Regions from separate parts of the Mus musculus genome. Here region 1 is linked to region 2. A link is a contact called in ENCODE Hi-C or POLR2A ChIA-PET data. All regions are on one chromosome and are shown on one strand. The core of a region is the stretch at or near the end of the contact, and the rest is flanking DNA. Distances in the headings are between cores, read along the strand shown.

The links. Hi-C counts contacts between places; a loop is a spot of excess contacts on that map. ChIA-PET counts read pairs that join two places held with the same protein, here RNA polymerase II (POLR2A).
Region 1: POLR2A ChIA-PET joins it to region 2 with 21 read pairs in Patski. The contact joins the promoter of Hook3 here to the promoter of 1700047A11Rik in region 2. A Hi-C loop is called at or near these places in 2 of 37 maps with a recorded cell type or tissue (both gastrocnemius). POLR2A ChIA-PET finds 5 or more read pairs at or near these places in 2 of 5 experiments (Patski and embryonic stem cell).

Annotation. Positions count from the first base shown.
Region 1 is chr8:26,117,834-26,121,865 of GRCm38, reverse strand. It overlaps Hook3 (hook microtubule tethering protein 3), which reads left to right and starts at 2,642. Exons shown (of 22, transcript NM_207659.3): 1 at 2,642-2,908. The coding sequence starts at 2,852. It overlaps Rnf170 (ring finger protein 170), which reads right to left and starts at 2,498. Exons shown (of 8, transcript NM_029965.4): 1 at 2,266-2,498; 2 at 1,303-1,426.
Region 2 is chr8:26,080,581-26,084,241 of GRCm38, reverse strand. 1700047A11Rik (RIKEN cDNA 1700047A11 gene) reads right to left here and starts at 1,633. Exons shown (of 5, transcript NR_110583.1): 1 at 1,507-1,633. Hook3 (hook microtubule tethering protein 3) reads left to right here. Exons shown (of 22, transcript NM_207659.3): 6 at 1,661-1,728.

The DNA.
Region 1 (4,032 bases), core at 1,393-3,892, 37 kb before region 2:
CTGTTTCTGACATGTGTGCTCACAACCAAATCCAAAATCTGTCATATGGAACAGCAGCACCATCTTCCCCTGAACTCTCAGACTGCTGTAGCTGAGAACTAACCTCCATCTGGGCAAGGCCTACAAAGACAGCTCAGGAAAGGCCCACTCCCCTCTCTTGGGTCTTTTTCTAACACTGTCATGGAAAGGGCTACCCTTTTCTAGTAGGAATACTAAGATTTCCTATAACAAAGAAAAAACGGGTCCTCACCCAACTCCCCCGTCCCCCTCCCCTGCCCCGGGTTCATATAGCATCCTGATGGTCAGATGGCTTCTGTAATCGTTATCAAGGAGTTCTTAATATCATTTCTGCCCCGAAAAGTAATTAGAAGCATAAAATAAACCAGTAATGCTACACAGGGCATAAAAACACTGCAGACTCACAGATTTGAAAAGACATACTTTATCACCACTGTATCACAGCTTTTGAAAGCCCAAGTGGTTACAGATACCACAGTCCCTCCCAAATGGCTAAAACCTGTGGCCGTGAAGCTAAAGGCAAGGCCGAAGTCAATGTAATCTACACTTACTATCTGTTTACCTAATCAGCTTTAGTCACTGAAAGGTGACACCGGTTCTACAGAAACATTTCAGCATGGAATGCTGGACCTCTAGTCTGACAAAGATCCAGAGGCACCCACATAGATACCATAAGAACAGGAGATTCAAAGTTAGGATTTCTCAAGGTATCTCTGCTCCTGTTAAGAAGAATGTTCGCAGGAAAAACCTTTGAGAAGGCTTCAGATACAGTTATTTATTTGCTTATTTTTGGTACCAAAGATTGGTGTTTGCTAGGGTAGTGAATCTAGCACTACCTCCTCAGCCCAAGATTTTTCGAATCTATGAAACGATCGATTACATGTGATCATCAAGCAGTAGTCGATAAAAGGATCATTTTAAAAAATTTAATGCTGCCAGCGGTGGTAAGCCTTTGATCCCAGCAATCAGGAGGCAGAGGCAGGCAGATCTCTGAGTTTGAGGCCAGCCGGGTCTGCAGAGCAGGTTCCAGAATTGCCAGGGCTACACACACACACACACACACACACACACACACACACACAGCCAACCACGCAAGCAAAACAAAACAAAAACTCAATGTTTTTTTGAAATCCTAAAAGCTCAGCGAGAAAACCAACTTCAAATGGGAAAGAAGTCCCCAGGAACTGAAGAAAAAAAAAAAAAAAGTGAAGGTGTGCCCTGGGAAGATAACTTCTTCCCAGGCACTGCTAATCAAAGACTGCATGATCTGGTGGTTATGCATACCTTTGAATCCAAGATTCTCCTAGGACTCCAAAGCATATATCTTGTATCTTGTTGTCTTGGAAACGCCAATATCTTTGCATTAAGGTCGACTGTTTATTATAGCATTATTCTTAGACGCCCTAAGCTGGAACAAAGTGCACATCAATAGTAGAACGGGTACAAGGCTGTAGTCACACAATAGGATATTAGACAATCATGGGATTTTTGCAGATAATTTAATATTATTTAAAAGCCAAAGCCACAATACATATCCATTCATAAAAGTTCAAAATCAAACAAAGGAAAATTATACTACATGCATAGTCATCTGGTTAAAAAGCTAAAAGGGAAAGCTTTTAAAATAAAGTAAGTGCCTATCACAAAAATCAGATTAGAGATGGTATGGATGGAAGAACTCTTGGGAATGTGGCAATTCATTTTATTAATATTCCTCAAACATGTACTGCTACGCACTGTTCTGCATGCGACTTAAAAACGTATATGAAACCTTCTACAAGGCTTGTATTAAAAAAAAAAAATCGAAAGTCGGGCAAGGATGCACCTCAATGAAGCCAACTCCTAGCACAAGAAGCAGGCCTTAGGAACAGCAAGGGTCCTTACGCACTGGGGAACTGGCGTCCACCCTCTGTCACTTTGGGTAAAGTTTTTTGTGGGAGAAGGGGGCTCCAAGGAGGAACGCCGGGCTCCCCACAGCCGGGCCAAACCGGCCCCCAGCCTCCGAGACGCGCCCACGTCAGCCGTTCCACCTTCGCCCGGAGGGAGACTCTGGGCAGGCTCCGGCGACTCAGGGAAGGCTGCGCTCCGGCTTCCGGAGGGAAGCGGTGGGCGCGGAGCCTACCCTCGCGCGGTCCCGCAGCTCCCCCCACCGCCACCGCGCCGAGTCCCGCAGTCCGCGGGTCCCCGGCCCGCCCGTGCGGGGGCGTGGCCTGGCACACGCCCGCGGCCGGAGAGGGGGGCGCGTACCTCGTCGCGGCCGAGGAACTACCGGGCCAGTCGGCGGGTCGGCATAGAGCTCATTTCCGGGGACTACCTAGCTACTCCTCCCGTGCAAACTACAGGCGGCTTCTTAAGCCAGAGCGCCGGCGTCAGCGCACGCGCAGTGCGGAGCCCCGGCGAGGGTGAGCGGACTGGAGAGACACACAGACCGGCCGCCACCGCAGGGCCCGGCCGGGGCGCGCGCCCGCGGGCCTTGGACTGGCTCTGGGAGCGCGCCTCTAGGGGCGGGGCTGAGCGAGCGCGAGCGTGCGCAGTGGCCCTCGGACCTCGGGACTCGCGCTACGCGGCGCGGCGGGGCGCGGCGCTCGCGCAAGAGGGCGTGGGCTGGCGGCGCCGGGTGCGCGCAAGGGAGTGCGCGGCCCCGAGCGAGGGAAGGAGGGGCTGGTGACAGTGCGGAGCGATTGCCAGCGTCCGCGCCCCGGGAGCGGACGGACGGAAGAGAAGGTCCGCCAGACGCCCGGTCTGCTGCCTGACCCCTTCGGACTCAAACCCCGAGCCGAGCGGCCGCGGCTTCTGGTTGGTTGAAGGGAGACGCTGCGGCCACCCCAGGAAGATGTTTAACGTGGAGTCTGTGGAGCGGGTGGAGCTGTGCGAGAGCCTGCTCACTTGGGTACGTGGTGGGCAGCGGGCCGGTGGGAAAGCTCCGCCACCTTTTCGCGGACACCGGTGCTCGTCCCGGGGGGCGAACGCCCCGGGGCGACCTGCCGTCACATCCGGGGCTTGGGACGGGCGGAGCTGAGTAGCCGGTGCGGCCGCGTCTACACCCGCGGCCGGGTCAGGGTCAGCAGGGAGAGGCCGGGCTCAGGCAGGCTGGGCCCAGGGTCCAGGAGGAACTTGTCCGGCCTGAGATGTTGGCTGCTGTCCGAGAGGAAACCTGCCCGGTGGGGGCTAATGATGGGGTGCAGGCGACACTGTAATTAGGACTGTTTGCCTTGATGAGGCGCTGGCGTTTCGCTCCCAAGCTCCCAGTGATCCAAAGCGTTGGTTCTGCCTGGGCGCCCGGTAGAGGCAGTCGGGACCCCCTAGTTAAGCGATGCTGCTCGCCTTTGTTGTAGCGTTCAGCCAGGATGGAGTGTAGCCCCTTGAGGGATGGATGAAGCCCTGCCCATTGGAAAATAGTACATTGGCAGGGTGGATAGACAAAACATGAAGAATCACTCAGAGGCAAAACATTTAAAACGCGAGATGCATTTTGACTGTTATAAACGATGTGATGGTACCTATAAAAGGAACCAACGATAAAAATGTTGAACTGGAAAAATTGAGGGATTTCGTAATGGAACTGAAACACATTTTTAAAGCACCATGAGATTCTAATTTGGAATTGATGAGGGTTAAGGTTATCGAATTTTCAAGTAAACATGCAGGATTTTGTCAATAGTCATGGCTTAAACGGCCCTTTTCATTAGCTGGACAGTTAACCGTGTTTGTTTCTGGTTTTCATATGCTGGTTGGAGGTAGGTCCAGGCATATATGCAGAGCCATGGGATAAACCAGGAACATTCATTTTACTTACTGCTAGAAATGTTAGCTGTCCTTTTTAGAAGAACCCAGATACATTTACAGTGGCTATTGTGATACATGTTAATTTTGTTTGCTTATTGGGGGAGATGGTAGTATTTGGGCCTCCTGCATTTTAAGGGAAGGCTCTACCACTAAGCTGTTCATCTCCTGGTCTTAGTCACTTTAAAGGTAAAATGCAAATAGCAAAAAATTCTACTGAACAGTGCCTTA
Region 2 (3,661 bases), core at 384-2,883:
CCTTCACTCACCGAGCCATTTCGCCAGCCCACCAGGCAATACCATGCTGTCTGCCTTCAGTCTCCTATTCTCTTAAGCAGTAACAGAACAAAAAAATACCTTTTCTAGGTCAGAAGGCTGAGACTTACAGATATTACAGGATTTACCAAATAACTTACTTGTAATGAATGAGCTAGATATAGAAAAAAACTTATTCCTTCATCCTTTGAGCTTTGTATTCTTCGTATTAAACTATACTAAACATTTTGAACAGATAAAATTGAGGATAAACTCCCTTACATAGCACGCCTCATTCTCCAGCATTGCCTCGTGGGTGTGGACCAAAGAATCATACAGAACTGTAGTTTTAACTTTAAGGTTTGAAAGTAGTGCACATGAATTTAGCTGTCATCACCATTTCCTCATTAGTACTTTACGGTGTTCGCGGGGAAGGGCCTTGACGTGGCAACACCGCTTCTTAACTAACGCTTCCCCTCTCATACCTACTAATGTCCTGACCTCTTACTGTGACTTCCTGCATTTCCAGTAGTTGCCATTAAGTCTCCCCTCCCCATACCAACACCACTGCTTCTTCTCTTCCATGCTCATTCATACGCTATAATTTTGAGGACTTGTCAATCACCCTAGATGTGCTGGCTCCTGTTTTTGATGTCATAATACCACAACGGTGGTGTTAAATATTTAAAACAAAACAAAACAAAAAACCCATGTTATCTGCTAGGCAGAAGATTCCAGAAGATGAATCTAATGACAATGGTTATACATTTCATAAGTACAGTTCTAAGGGTACCTGCCATGTTAATTTATTTTAATACTTAAGCCAATTCTGTCATCCATTGTTGTGGCTGGAAATAATTAAAACTGTTAGCAGGTCTTTGTCAGAGGAAAGAGATACTGCTTCCAGAGTGACTTTACTCTGAGCAGCTGAGACCCTCCTGGTTTGGGAGTGGTGAGCATCAGGCTGGTGTGCTTTCTGCTTTCCATATAGAGATGTATTGTAGAACCCAGGATTATATAGTCGTTCAACTACAGGTTCAGTGTGTATCTTAAATTCATTGTAGTTATTTCTGTTCTATATAATAAGCAAAATTAAGGTAAGAATTTGCATAACTTAGTGCTTTGATCATGTAAAAATAAAACCAGATTATTTTTACTATGTAACAAAAGAGCATCTAAAAGGACAACTTTTAGAGTGTAGGAAAGGTGTAGTGTGGGTTCTTCTTTGCCTTGACTCCGGGTCTCACTGTTTCACTGATTTAGTCTGATAGGTACTCATGCTAAAGCTGCATCCCATGACCTTTACCTACAGCCCCAGCTCAAGTGCAGGTGTATATTCTGAGTACATACACGCTGAAAGATCATGACAGGGAGATCACAAGTTCAAGGCCAGATTAGGATCCAGAGTGTACTGGAGGGCAGCTGACAGGACCCAGACTCCCTCAAATGAATAAATGTCGGACAAAACTTTGGAACAAAGTTCAAATTTGGTTTTCAGTCTTTGCTTACCTGTGGCGCATATTTGGGACAGAGCAGCCATGAAAAGGAGGTTCTGAAGAATCAAAAGAGAAAGCTGATTGTAGCGGTTTATACAGTGTTAGCCTGCAGCTGCTTCACATCTTTTAACTTGAACAGTGACATCCCAGGTTATTCTTGTTTTCAGAGTACATTCAAGCCATTATGATGATGGAGGAATCTGTTCAGCATGTCGTCATGACAGCCATTCAAGAGGTATGTTGATTAGAGCTTTGCACTTAACAGCTTGTAACAAATTAGTGGAGAAAACTAGTTCTCACAAGAGAAATGGCAACCTTAAAAAATTATTTTATTGTCTATACCTATATCCTAATTAAGTTTTTAAGTTCACTGTGTCTGTTGTGTGCATGTTGACTTTATTTATTTCACAAATTCTTAGTTCAAGCCCAAAGTGCACAGCAATTAGGGATACAGTTGTGAAAAGATACCAGAATTCTCCGATAAAGTGTGTATCTCCCTCTTGGAGTCTCAAAGAGGAAAGTGGTTAAGCAAGAATTCATATAGTTTTAAAACTATCATAAAAGGGGAAATGCAGGACCATCTGAAGTAACAGCTTTCATGGGGACATTAAATCAGGCCATCCAGGGGCTGAGACTGAACATGGAAGGATGAGGTGAGGAAAGGGAGATAGGGAGGTGTAAAAATGCTGTAAGAGACCAAGGCAAAAGGAAGGTACGACCTGCTGGCCATGGTGGTGCAGATCTATGATCACAGCACTCAAGAGGTACAGATAAAAGGCTCAGGAGTTCAAGGCCAGTCTAAGTGAGACTGCAGAGAGGGAAGGAAGTCTGGGGAGAGGAAAAAGACCTGCATGGCATTTTATAGCAGCAGCAGTCTGCTGCCTTTTCCACCCAGCTACATCAGGATGAAAACTGTACAGGTTCTCAGCCTTCCTAATGCTGCTAATCTGTGTGTTCAGTAGGTTAGGTGTATTTAGTTTTGGCTTAATGAAACTGGGGGTTGGGTTTACAACCCCACTGTAAGTCTAAAGAACATCAATATCCCAAAGTGGAATTCTGGAATTTCCTGGTAAATAAATGTAGTATCTTACTGTGCTTGTTTGTTTTGTATTTCTATAGTGACTAGTGATTTTGAACATCTTTTTATGCCTTTGTCAGATATTTCTGTTATATCTTTGAGAATAACATCACTTGAAGTTTAGTGATTTGGGGGCCGGTATGTGTATGTATTTGACAAATGATACCAGACATTAAACCCAGATCCTAGAATATGCTCTCCCATATCCCTTGGAGCTACATCCCAGCCCCGAGAGATATCTATTCAGGAGTAAACAAAGATGGTGGCAGCCTTCAGCACCAAGGTGCAGTGCTCTGAGGAGTCTGAAAGACCCTTGGAGGCACAGAAGGATGATATGACAGAACAGGAGTCTACAGAGCCTTCAATAGCTCCAGAATAACTTAGAAAAAGGGCAAGCCTTATGAGAAGATGCTTTTTAAAAGTAGACTCATGAAATTGGAAAGAGAGATGGCCAAGCATCGTTATGAAGAATCTTTCACTACCACTGCTCAGCCAGCAGGCTGCAAGCACAAAGGTTATAGCCAGTGAGCTCTAGGGCTACTGTATCCACAACAGGGAGATGTGTGGTGTCCTGGAGCTCCCACAGAAACAGGTCGGTGCTGAAGAGAGCCAGCCCTAGGCCCACAGGTTGGCTCATCCAGCCCATGCTGCTTCCCCTGCTGGAGACAGAAAGTGTGGAGCAGCCATGCTGCCCATAGGCTACAAGCACAAAGCTCTATCCCAGCAAATGCTGGATGGCAGACAGTGAGGGCAGGAGGTGCCCTGGACACATCATCCTGACCCTGGGCAACAGCAGGGTATCCAAGACAAGTCTCAGCCATAGTCCATTATTTCTGGTACTTCAGAAACCTTGAACCAGACCAGTAGCTTGTTGCAATGAATATTAACATGTAAAGATGTTTGGGCAAAAATATATACTATGCAACACATTGCAGTTTCCAGTGCCACTACAGTGAACCATGACTGAATAAGCCATGGAAAGGTGGGACAGACAGAGAACAGAGCGGTGAAGGTGCAGGAAGAGAGGTAGAACTGGAGATGCCACTTCGGTGTGAGAGACAGCTGAGGTGGCCGAGGAACATGTCCTTGC